3 separate regions of the Homo sapiens genome follow, and all the other regions are linked to region 1. Evidence: read pairs that join two places in POLR2A ChIA-PET (ENCODE). Cell type or tissue: HepG2. All regions are shown on one strand. Region 1 has its middle 62 kb from the start of LINC02775. Region 2 overlaps PROX1-AS1 (PROX1 antisense RNA 1). Region 3 overlaps PROX1 (prospero homeobox 1).

Evidence for each region. ChIA-PET counts read pairs that join two places held together with the same protein. Peaks named below come from ENCODE experiments on the same cell type or tissue, not always from the same donor. Only the 100,000 strongest peaks of a DNase experiment are listed, where the experiment ranks them.
Region 2: POLR2A ChIA-PET joins it to region 1 with 8 read pairs; 3 of 35 experiments call an interaction of 5 or more read pairs at or near these places.
Region 3: POLR2A ChIA-PET joins it to region 1 with 6 read pairs; 3 of 35 experiments call an interaction of 5 or more read pairs at or near these places.

What each region holds. Positions count from the first base shown.
Region 1 is chr1:214,048,402-214,052,401 of GRCh38, reverse strand. No RefSeq gene overlaps it. Among named protein-coding and RNA genes, the nearest start is that of LINC02775, 62 kb to the left of the region's middle. In HepG2, no CTCF peak of the experiment used is centred here; DNase peaks (open chromatin) are centred at 1,561 and 2,751; H3K4me3 peaks cover 407 bases.
Region 2 is chr1:213,976,036-213,980,035 of GRCh38, reverse strand. The region is part of intron 1 of PROX1-AS1 (PROX1 antisense RNA 1); the gene reads left to right. Among named protein-coding and RNA genes, the nearest start is that of PROX1-AS1, 8.1 kb to the left of the region's middle. In HepG2, no CTCF peak of the experiment used is centred here; DNase peaks (open chromatin) are centred at 2,328 and 2,935.
Region 3 is chr1:213,995,344-213,999,343 of GRCh38, reverse strand. It overlaps PROX1 (prospero homeobox 1), which reads right to left. Exons shown (of 5, transcript NM_001270616.2): 2 at 1,084-2,875. The coding sequence starts at 2,808. Among named protein-coding and RNA genes, the nearest start is that of PROX1, 9.4 kb to the right of the region's middle. In HepG2, no CTCF peak of the experiment used is centred here; no DNase peak of the experiment used is centred here.

The DNA.
Region 1 (4,000 bases):
CTGCTATGAGGCTAAAAGAATATCACCTCTCCTTTGAACAAATTATCCGGGGACTCATCAGTTCATTGGGTAACTAAGTCCTTTTATTAATACTCAAAAGAATATTGTGATAATCTCTAGGATTTTTAGATTAAAATTCTCCCCAAAGGTCTCCACATGGAGATTTTCTTTTAGGGGTGAAGCTGTGTCCAGGTCTAGGAAGCAGTCACACAACTATACATTTATTTATATATTTCCATTCTTTCAAATGTCAGCAGAGCGCCTATAATTTATGCTTAGACAAGTTTAAAGTGAATATTGGTGTTCTGAACATTGTTGAACCTTTCCTTTTCTCTATTCATTGTAACTAGGATGGTATCCCCTCAAGCATTACTGGCCTTGTTCCACTATGTCAAATGTATGCAGCAGAGAAAGGGGATACACCAGCAGCTGGAGTGGCTGAGCGGAAGGAAGGACACTAGAACATATTAATCCCATTTTAAGCAACAGGCACTGTGTTAAGTGATTTCAGATACAATACCACATTTAATCCTCATAACAAGCTTGCAAGGAGAACATTGTCACGACTGTATTCATACATGAAGAAACTGAGGCTCGGAGACATTAAGATTTGAGCCAGGATCTGTGTTCTTCCAAAGCCCATGGGTCAGAAATGCCAGCTGATTCTGGTTCCAGCTAGAACTACCAGACATCTTAGGCCAGGTCTCAGGAATCCTTGAGGCAAAAATCTGCATAACATTGAGGCCAAAGATGAGCCTAATGGAGTTGGACCTACCCATTTAGTGGTAGACTTCTTTATTGGCAAAATATTCTGTCAAGATCTCCCCTGATGGACAAGTCAAAATTCTTTCCAACATAACAAAGACCTATTGTCATCATGGGAATGCTGCGATCTTGCTCTTTCAGCTCAAAAATCTACTTTCTGGAACCAGGTCATGGACTTGCAGGACTTTCCATCTACAATTTTGTTTAGGGAATTGAGATCAGATGAACAGGGCCGAGGAAGCTGTAGGCAGACAGAATTAGTGATAATTCTTTCCCACAATACTGCACTCCATTCTTCTAACATACCTCAAGTGCATGCCCTCGGCCAAAACAGATCTGGCAAGAGGAAGATTAACAATGATGACAAAAATAGTTCCTGACTTGATAAAACAAATATCAACTGGGACAAGAACAAGAACTGCCCATAAACCAACCTTGGGATCTAACATGTTCTTCATTAGGACAGGATTGCACCATCTTAAGTATGTCACCTCATGCTAACTCTGAAGTTAGACCTTAAACCACTGCCCTTGAACTTAGTCAATATTTGCAAACTGTGAAAAAAAGAGGATACAGATCAGCATGAGGGGTAAATGTAAGATATTCTGAAATAACTTTTTTTTTTTTCGTTTTTCTCTAAGCTCCTAAGTCTCTATTTGTTGATCTTTCAGAACCAACCTTTGGAGACTAGGTTACTTAGGCAGATGTTTCATGTAATATTGTGTGCATTGGGAGGGTGGGGTGGTGGTAAATTTTCATTGAATAAAACATGGCTTTGTCTGGGTCTGGGCTGCCTAATTTCCTCTCAAGATAAAGATGAGCTCATTTGAGCCTATCCGTCTCCAGATCAGTAAACACTCCGCATGGGTCAAATTCCAGTCCCAAACCCAGGGCTCCTGCACTTCGGGAGCACATCGATTTTCCCTTTCCTGAGGCTTCAGGGTGAGAGGTCAGGGCAGGTGTGGGCGTGGGTGGCCCAGATTTCCTCTGCCTTCCAGCTTTGCTTCTGTGCATGCTCTGCCCAAGGCTCAATTCCCAGAAGTGGGAGTGTTCATTCTCACTAAGCCCAAAGCACGTTTCAGCAGCAGCGTGCCTTCTTCACCATCTCCTTCCATTCTCCCATTTTGCCCTCTACTCAAACTCAGAGCGGGATTTTTGTGCCATCTGTTTTGCAAGTTAATTTCTTTTCTGATTACTTACCATGAACCCCCATCTTCCTAAATAAAGTTCTGCCTCTTTCCCCACTCTACTCCACTTTTCCCTTAACCATGGTAAGAACTGCAAACCCACGACCACACTGAGAACAGCACAATGCAGCATTACGACTTGTGTGTATTTGATGCCCTCCCTCCCATCTGTAACACACATACTTGTACACCCATTGGGAGCTTCCACCTTTTGAGAACAGGGCACATAGCTCACTCCTGTTCGTGTGTTCTGCTTGCCTCCTTTACCAGGTGCACAGTGTGGGTTGATTTGGGCTACTAAATTGAAGAAAAACAAGAAAAAAGGAATAAGGCACCAATGGTGGCATTTAAAATGCCAGTGACCACCCCGTAGGTGCACTCCTCAAGGTTAACAGTAATTTGTCCTATCCGACTTCTTCTTCCTCTACCCTCTACTAAGCACATGCTATTATACCAGGTACCTCCCACAGCACATCTCATTTATTACTCAGTTTGAGGGGTAGGTGTTATTTCATAAAAGAACAAACTATGACTCAAGAAGACTGACAAGTGAGCAAGTCATGGACTAGGCTTCAGACGCAGGTCTGTCTGACTCCATAGCCCAAGCCAGTAACTGTGCCACTGCTCCCTCCTGCCTTCTTCAGGTGGAGTCTCCAACAGCCGAGGCAAGCTGGTCAGTGCAGAGTGCCCATGGGCTAGCACAAACCAGACAAGGGGATGCATGCATCCAGGCCAGAATCTTGTTTCCTCTCTGACAGTGAAGGGTACATTCAGCCCCAAACCCTGCCCCACTGCTTCTCTGCTCTTGTCTCTTAATATGCTTCCTGCAAACAAAAGTTGTGCTTGCTTGCTAAAAAATTTCAAACACTTTGGAAATGCATAAAGTAAACATAAAAATTAACCCCTTACCTAAATGCTTCCTTGCCTATCTCCACTACTCAGAAATGACATTTATTTATTTATTTCTAAATTATTTTCTTTCATTTTAAGTTCTGAGATACTTGTGCAGTTACATAGGTAAACGTGTGCCATGGTGGTTTGCTGGACCTACCAACCCATCACCTAGGTATAAAGTCCAGCATGCATTAGCTATTTATCCTGATACTCTTCCTTCCCCAACACATCTCTGACAGGCCCCAGTGTGTGTGTTTCCCTCTCTGTGCCCATGTGTTCTCATTGTTGAACTCTCATAAGTGAGAACTTATAAGTGAGAACATGCAGTGTTTGGTTTTCTGTTCCCACATTAGTTTGCTGAGGATAATGGCTTCCAGCTCCATCCATGTCCATACAAAGGGCATGTTCTCAGTCCTTTTTATGGCCGCATAGTATTCCATGGTGTATATGTACCACATTGTCTTTATCCAGTCTGTCATTGATGGGCATTTGGGTTGATTCCACGTCTTTGCTATTGTGAATAGTGCTGCAATGAACATACATGTGCAAGTATCTTCATAATAGAATGATTTACATTCCTTTGGGACTATACCTAGTAATGGGATTGCTGGGTCAAATGGTATTTCTGGGTCCTTGAGGGATTGCCACACTGTCTTCCACAATGGTTGAACTAATTTACGTTCCCATCAACAGTGTAAAAGTGTTCTTATTTCTCCACAGCCTCATCAGCATCTGTTGTTTCTTGAAATTTAAAAATCTCCATTCTGACTGGCATGAGATGGTATCTCATTGTGGTTTTGATTTGCATATCCCTAATGATTGGTGATGTGGAGCATTTTTTTATATGTTTGTTGGCCGCATAAATGTCCTCTTTTGAGAAGTGCCTGTTCATGTCGTTTGCCCACTTTATAATGGGGTTGATTGTTTTTTTCTTGTAAATTTGTTTAAGTTCTTTGTAGATTCTGGATATTAGACCTTTTTCAGATGGATAGATTGCAAAAATTTTCTCCCATTCTATAGGTCATTTGTTTACTGTGATGACAGTTTCTTTTGCTGTACAGAAGCTCTTTAAATTAGATCCTATTTGTCAATTTTTGCTTTTGTTGCAATTACTTTCAATGTTTTTGTCATGAAATCTTTTCCCATGCCTATGT
Region 2 (4,000 bases), 72 kb after region 1:
CGGGGGCCCTGCGTCCCGGACTATCTCCCGGGGGGCGCTATGGGTAGGGAAGCGGGGCTGCCTTGACTCTCAGTGCGGGTCCCCGGCGCCCTCTCAGCCTACTGGGGGTGCGGGCTGCGCCTCGGTGTGTGCCCCCCTTCAGCGCCTCGACAGCGCCCCTCACGCTAGCTTCCTACTTCCTCCCAGCTCCATCTTCCTCCGTCCCCTCCCTAGGCCCTGCTGCTCCTTTCACTCCTCTGGGTCCCTGTTCCCTGCCCCACCGTCCTTTTCCCACCACCATCAGGCGAGTTCATCCCCTTCTCTCTCCATTGCTAATCTTCTGATGGCGGTGCTGGGGAGAGCGGGAGGGGGTGCTTAACCCAAAGTGGACTCAAAGAAAACAGAATAATTCAATTCATCGGATAATTACTGTTTGCAAGACACTGCTAAGCACGACAGTTGGTGACCCTTTGAGGGAGCAGAGTGGACCGAAGGATTTTGGTTCTGACCCAATATGGGCAGTTATGATCGGTGTTTGATTTAGGCAGATCTCGGAAACCTCAATTAGAAACTCTAGTCTAGAAGGATCTGGACGAGGGGCAAAAGTGTCAACACCTTCTTCTCTCCTATTCCAAAGTGATCTTTCCGTGGGAATGCGGCAAGGAGTCAGCAGGCATAGTGAAAATGGGCGGCGATGGATACTCCCAGCACTTGCTGAGCACTGCTACGCCTCAGGACTGGGACAGGTGCTTTACACCCCAAAATTCCCGTTTCTTGATTCCAAAATGTCGTAGATTATAAGACACACCATTTAAAGATGGCCTTTAGGAGAAAAGGAAAATACGAGGATCTTAAATGCACAATGGATTGTGAGACACTGATTTTAGGAACATAAGATATGAGAAAAAGTGAATCTTAGAAGTGAGGAAATAAAGTATAGTATGCGTAATTCTCCCAACAGCCAAGAGATGAATTATCGCCATGTTTGAATGAGGGAACTGAGACTGGGGAAGGCTTCACCACTTGCTCAAGGCCGCAAGGCCAGTAAGTGGCACAGCCAGAATTGGAATCCGGGTCTGCCTGTAGTCTGAGCTAGAGCAATTTCGCTTAGGGCAGTAGCTTCTGCAGGGATTGGGCTGTGTCAGCCCTTTTCCATAACCCTGTTTTTGTCTTGACCCTTTTACCATCAACACCTGCCCCCACACCCCAAGCTATGGCTATTGGGGGGAAGATAGGAAATAAATTACATTTTTCACATTCAAAATAAAGTATTTAAAGGGTAAAAATCATGTATGCCAGGTTTACTGTGCACCACAGGAAGTCGATGAATTCAAGGATCCCTGTATTGCTGAAAATAGAATTGTAAAAAATAAAAGGGGTGGGGGGAGAAAGTGAACGAAACTAATCCTATTAAACGTGGTAGCATGTTTTTGTGGCACGCAGGGAGAGATTAAGCACAGGAAAGGGGATAAGTACTGCTTCAGTTTCACTAAACTAATGTGACAACTTGTCATTGGAGATCTTTACAGCTTGTTAGTAGATGACTAGCTGATTCAGAAGTGTTTTCTATCATTCCCTTTGTGTCCCCATGAGTTTTTGTAAAAAAATTTTCTTTCTTTTCCTGTTTCTTTCTTACTCATGCTGCTCTATTTTGCTTTATAATCCTCAGTGTCTCCTTCAAGTCAAAACATTTAGCTGGCTCTAATCAAGATTTGGTTTTGAAAATGCCCCTTGACCTGGGGTAGCCCAGAGAAGCCCTTGTTCTTCATACTCAGCCCCGGAACGGTCCTGTGGCTTGAGAAACTGAGCTTCTGGGAGAAAAGCTCCCTTTTTGGATTTCACTTTTCTGCCGTCCTTCTCCTTTGCCCTCCTCCCTTTTCTTTATTTTTTGTTCTATCCTTTTATTCTTTTCTTTTTGCCTTTAATTTCTATTCCTCTATTCTCTTTTCCCCTTTCTTTATTTTTCTCTCCAATTTTCCTCTTCTCACTTACTTTCCTTCCATCTTCTCTTCCTTAGAATTCCTTTCTCTTCTTTCATGCATTCCAATAACTGTTTTCCCTTTTCTTCAGATAAGACAGTTACATTCATAGAGAAAAGCTATGAATTTTTGATGGTTTCTAAGTTGAAGTAGCTCCCAGTGAAGGGGGCAGTGGTGAGGGGAGGGGCAGGGAGCCCATCACAGACCCGCAGGGAACAAAAGGCTGATCAAAGTGAAGAGGAAGCCAGAAGTCTAGGCTTGGTCACTGTCTTTCCAAAGCAGGTGTCTAGCTTGTTTGGAAACCTGGCTGACCGTCCCGCTCTTTTGCTTTGGCATCACTCTCTCCCACTTTCCCCCTCCCCCGCTGCAACTTTCCTCACTGGCTTACCACCAGGCGAGATGTTGAGTCAATGGAAAAACAACATTCGCCAACATTAAAGGGAGACTGTTTAGAAAAGGAAGGCCCTGCTGAGGTGCAGAGGAAGCCTGTGCATTAACACGGGCCACCTCTTATCTGGGGCAGCTGGGCCTGAGCTGCCTGTACTCATTCCCTGGCTTTGCCAAGGGGCCTTGGGGAGTGCGGGGTGGATTCTCACCCACGGGCATCACCAGACCTTTTAGAGACAAAAAGCAAGTGCTTTTTTTTTTTTTTCTCCCAGGGACTTAACTGGAAAACCTTTACACATAAACACTGTTTTGCAAAAGGCACATTTCTCTAAGCCTCTGTCTCTGGACACTTGTCACGTGGACCTGGCCCCTCTCATTTTCGGTGCTCTTGAGGACTCCCACGCCTTGTAAGGACTGGCCATTCTGTCCTGAATGTGAATTATGGGGAGGGGCAAGCTAAAGTGACCCAAAGGAAAAGAAGAAAAAGGCATGTGTGTAGGTTCACCCTGGCTCTAAATTGCTTACCGTTAAGTCTTGAGCCAGCTCCTGACGGAAAGATAAGGTAAATCCCTAATCAGTCAATAATTAACCATAGCTCCATTAACGATCCAGTCAGCCAAATCCTGCTGACACCTTTAGAACCCTGCTTTGGTGGGAAGGATTAGGCAGAATCTTTCAACAGAAAGGCCCATCTATTCAGACTGCCATAGACCCCACTCATGGGTCATCACAAAAGGAGTAAAGTTATGCCTGTGTCTGCCAGTGAAGTCCTTTCTGGGGTTAACTCTGTAGGATAACTTCTGGAAATTTCACTTTTGGAAATCTCAGCGTGTGTGTCTGTGTGTGTGTGTGTGTGTGTGTGTGTGTATACACAGAACAGCTTGGAGATCCAATCTGGTTCCAGGTTGGTTTGAATCAAATCCCAGATGTGCTCTGATTGTTGTTACATTATTCTTCTGAGAGGATCATATTTTCTCTCCCTTGACCATGTTAGTTTGTAGTTTATTCCCAGCATCTCTAAATATTCTGGTTCCTTGTTTCTCAATGTTAGTTCTTCTTCGATTCGTGATAAAAGGAGAAGTGCTTTTGAAATGATAAACAACCGCACATTCCTATCAAAGCATGAAAATTATTTTTGAATTTCAAATAAGTAGAAAATTAAAAGACTAATAAATATTTGATTTTGGTACTTCTGGTGGATCTTTTTTCTTTTCCTTTTCTTTCTTTTTTTTTTTTTTTAACTTCTTACAGAAGCACATGTTTACGAAGGTGGGCTTAGATCTTTTTTTTTTTTTAATTTAAATTGTGGGCTTTTGGTTTGCTTTGCTTTGTTGTTCTAGACAGCATTTAGTATGTTACCAGATGCATGTAGTTATAGATATTATACCATTAGATGAGAAAAATCTGTATAATCAGTGTGGTTTAAGTGTTTCCTAAGGTCAAGTTGTAGGTCATGACCCTATGACAATCAATGAACTTTGCTCCTAATCTTATGTTTAAATCACTTGAAAAAGACATTCTTTTAGAAAGAGAAATAGAGTACAAGAGTGTGGTATGATATGAATCCATCTCTATCCCAGGACTAAAGAACAAAGATCGTTTGGCTGTGGGGGCACTCTTCCTGCATGTGGAAGATGGTTCATTCAGCTATACTT
Region 3 (4,000 bases), 53 kb after region 1:
TCTGTTTATTATATAAGAAACATGCCTCCACCTGCCCCCAAATGCTACTATTTTACTACTCCCAAAAGACCAACGACCACAAGATTTTTAAAAAATTTACAGAAAGAACCGATATACAGAGAGAAAAAAAAATCTTCAGTTAAAAATAGCTGGAGTTCGGGATAGGCCTAATAAAAAAATATAACTGTTATCTCTACATAAACGTCAGTTTCAGAATTTAAAAGAATCATAAAAAGAGCCATTTTTAAGTCGAATACAGCTGAGTTTTATATTTAATTGTGCTCTCTCGCTTTCCAAAATAATTTGCTTTGTGTATGTTGGGACAAAAGATTTCTGTGTATGGCTGAACAGAGGTTAATCATGCATAGAGGCAGCTGCACCAGACCCAAAGAACAGACCTTGGGTGAACGGGAGAGAGACCGATGCTGTCTGAATAAATCAGTACCTGTATATTTCCTTAAAAAAAAAAGTCTCACTTAAAGATGAAAGAGAGACTAACTCCCCACCCACATCCATTTTTCTTCCTCCTCAACCTCCCACTTGTAAAGCGCTCTTCCTAAGATTTCATCGGGCTGTCTTTAAACGGACCAGAAGCCTTGCAGATGGTTTACACTGAGAATTCTTCTTATGGGATCTTAGGGATCTGAAAACTGACTTTTCTCCTTATTCTATTAAACTTACCATCTTTAAAAAATATCTGAGAGAATTCAATCAGTATTTACAATGAGACTGTTTTCTCATCTCTAAATCTACTTCTTTATTTTTTTTAAGAGATAGGGATAAGAAGATAATGCAGGAAGAACAGCAGAAAAAAAACACTGCTGAGAAAGCACATATTAAATAGGAGCTCCTCAAGGCAGTGAACAACTTGTGGAAGCTGCAAAGATGTTGGCTTAGTTTTAAGCTTTTCTGCAATCAGGAATGGCACACGCATGCTGATAAAAGCCTATTCCTTTGAATAATGGGAAAGGTTGCCTTCTTAAGAAGATACTAATCTACATTACTCTAGATATTGTGTAAACCCAACCTTTTGGGAAACCTTTTTTGGTTTGTTTTTTCCTCGAGGGGAAAATAAAAGGATATTGCACTTCCCGAATAAGGTGATATTTCAGACATATCTTGAAGATCGCCGCACTCGGACTTTATGAGCGACAAGGAGAGCCCTTCGGCGGTGCTGGGCGGGTGTGCTGGTGAACAAGGGTGGTGGCTCAGGTGGTGAGATGACATCTTGGTCCTCAGACTCGTGGTATCCCTAGTTAAGTCTAAGGATTCAGGAGAGGCTCTGTCTTTTCCAGAGAAGGAGCCGGAGGGAGCACCTAATGGGCTCTGAAATGGATAGGCCATCAAGGGAAGGGGGAAGGGGTGGCGGAAGGTGGACGTGGTGAAGCCCGTGGTGGCAGAGAGAGGCGACTGGTGCAGGGGCTGGTGGTGGCCGCCAGCGGCAGGGCCGGAGGCAGACTGGTCAGAGGAGTTTTTGCGGACAACCAGGGGCAGTGCTTCTGTCTGGTCAGTGGAACTGGCCATCTGCACATTGCCAAAGGTGTCCAGGGGGTTCGGAATGATGACGTCGCCAAAGCACTGCAGGCGCTGGTTGGCGGTGTGGAAATTGTGGTTTTCCCCATTGACTGCAAATCTGGCCTGGGGGATCTGGAGAGGTGGGAAGACCTGAGGAACCTGGCGGGAGGGCTTGGCCGAAAAGACTTTGACCACAGTGTCCACAACTTGCGACATGGCAGTGTTCAGTTCCTGTTTCAAGGTCTCAGCCAAATGTTTGCCTTCCGGTTGTAAGGAGTTTGGCCCATGGTCTCTTTCTTTGTTGTTGCCTTCTCGCTTCGGCTTGTTTTCAGCCATTTCCTGCTCTCTGATCAGGGCTCGAGCTCGGTCAATAAACTGTCCTGGGTCTAGCTCGCACATCTCATTATCTGACCTTCCGACAGAGTCCTGGGCCCTGGCATCCAGGATCTCCGAGCGCATGCTGTCTTCAGACAGGTTACCATCTTCATCATTTTCCGAATCAGTGCTGTCATAGATTTGGTAGAACTTTTCCTGCAGCTGGCGCAGCTGTTTCTGCATGTCCTCCAGCTGCTGTTTCAGCTGTCGGCGCTCCTCTCGCTTCTGTTCTTTTCGGGCTGAAACCAGCTGCTGGAAACTCTGTTGCTGCTGCTGGGGAAGCTTTTGCTTGCGTTTGTTTTCTCTGTAACTTTCTCGGGGACTCACAGACTGCGGGGCCATCTCTCTTTCATTTTCATTGCCCCTTAATGCCACACTGGGGGAATGGCTCATACCCCGAATTATATTCTCAACCCGGGCGCGCTTTGCTCTCAGGTGCTCATCACATAAGCGATCCATATCAAACTGGCTCATAGTAGGCCTGCCAAAAGGGGAAAGACACTCTGGGGGGCTGTCTCTTGAAGAGTTGCTGCATATATCCTCCTGATGTACTTCGGAGCCTGTACTAGAGAGACCGCTGGCTTGGAAACTGGGCTCCGTGCCACCATTTTTGTTCATGTTATTTTTCAACAGCTGGGAAATTATGGTTGCTCCTGGAAAAGGCATCATGGCATCTTCATACGAGTTCGCCCTCTTCAGCAGCTTGCGGAGTACATTTGACTTTTCCCCATCTGCATGCTGCACCACTGAATACTCAACATCCTGCTCAGAACCTTGGGGATTCATGGCACTAAAAAACGTTGCTCTTGCCTTAGCAAAAAATGCAGATGCTGTCCCTACCGTCCTTTTCACTCCAATGTCAACTCTTCTCCTCTTGGTTTGCCGGCTTAAGAGGGCTGTGCTGTCATGGTCAGGCATCACTGGACGGTTATTGTGCCATCTTCAAAAGCTCGTCAGCTGGGCACAGCTCAAGAATCCCGGGACCCTGGCCAACAGAACAAAAGGACTGATGAATCATTTTCTTTAAATTTCTCCAAATTTCCTGACCTCAATCCTGAATCAAATGCAAAATGCATAGGCTCTGGGATTTATGGCACATTACAATTATTGCAATTTATTATGCACTCTGCTTGAAATGAAACATTTTTAAATATTTCTGCTCCACTGGTTTAAGATGGATTAAGATTAAAAAAAAATTAAGCAAAAACTGCTTAAGCACCAGTAATATGATTCTCTCTCACAAATGCCTAAAATGATACTGTTTATCTTCAGAAGAAACAGTAGATTATAAGAACACAGCCTCTGACAACCAATTGATTAAATTTTGGGCATTGAGATTCATATTATAAGGAAGATGAAACTGCTCTATACTTAAGAAATAAGGTTAAATTTTGAGACTATGAGAAATTCACATGAAAAATTGCATTTCTGCATTACAATTAGTGTGGTTTTAACGCTATTAAAGGAAAAGGACTCTAAAATAAATGCAAATATATAATAGAGAGCTTTTATTCTTGAATTTTACAATATTTTTGTCATATGTAAAATGGGAAGGAGAACACCCTTAGCAGCAGCATCTTTCAAACATAAATGGTCAGTTTAGCATTGAAATAAATGCACAATAGTCATTTTATAAGTCTGCTTATTTAGCTTAGCTATGCATTTTTTACTTGTAAAATCATAGGTGAAGATGATATCTGTTGATATATCTTAATGTAACTATAAGAATATTTATACATTTTCATAATGTCCTTTTAATGACAAATTATTACAAAGTTGGATTCACTGCAAAACAAGGATGTTACCACATTTTAGAAATCAATATGAGGAATAATAAGTTATTGACCGAGATAAAGATAAATATATCTTCAGGACTAGTTTCCTTCTGTTTAAATCTGCCAAAATAATATGTCCAATGCCCAAAGAAACTCTTTAACATACAGGATTTGTGAACCTTATTTCCTGTGCCAAATTAAAGGAAAAAAAAAAACAGAAAAAACTGAAAGAAGATATATAAAGAAGAAAGAAAATAATGTCCATCAAATGTGTGAGAAAGGGAAATATTTCTTTGTATATGAACTTCCATTGTTTCTTGGAAACACAGTATAAA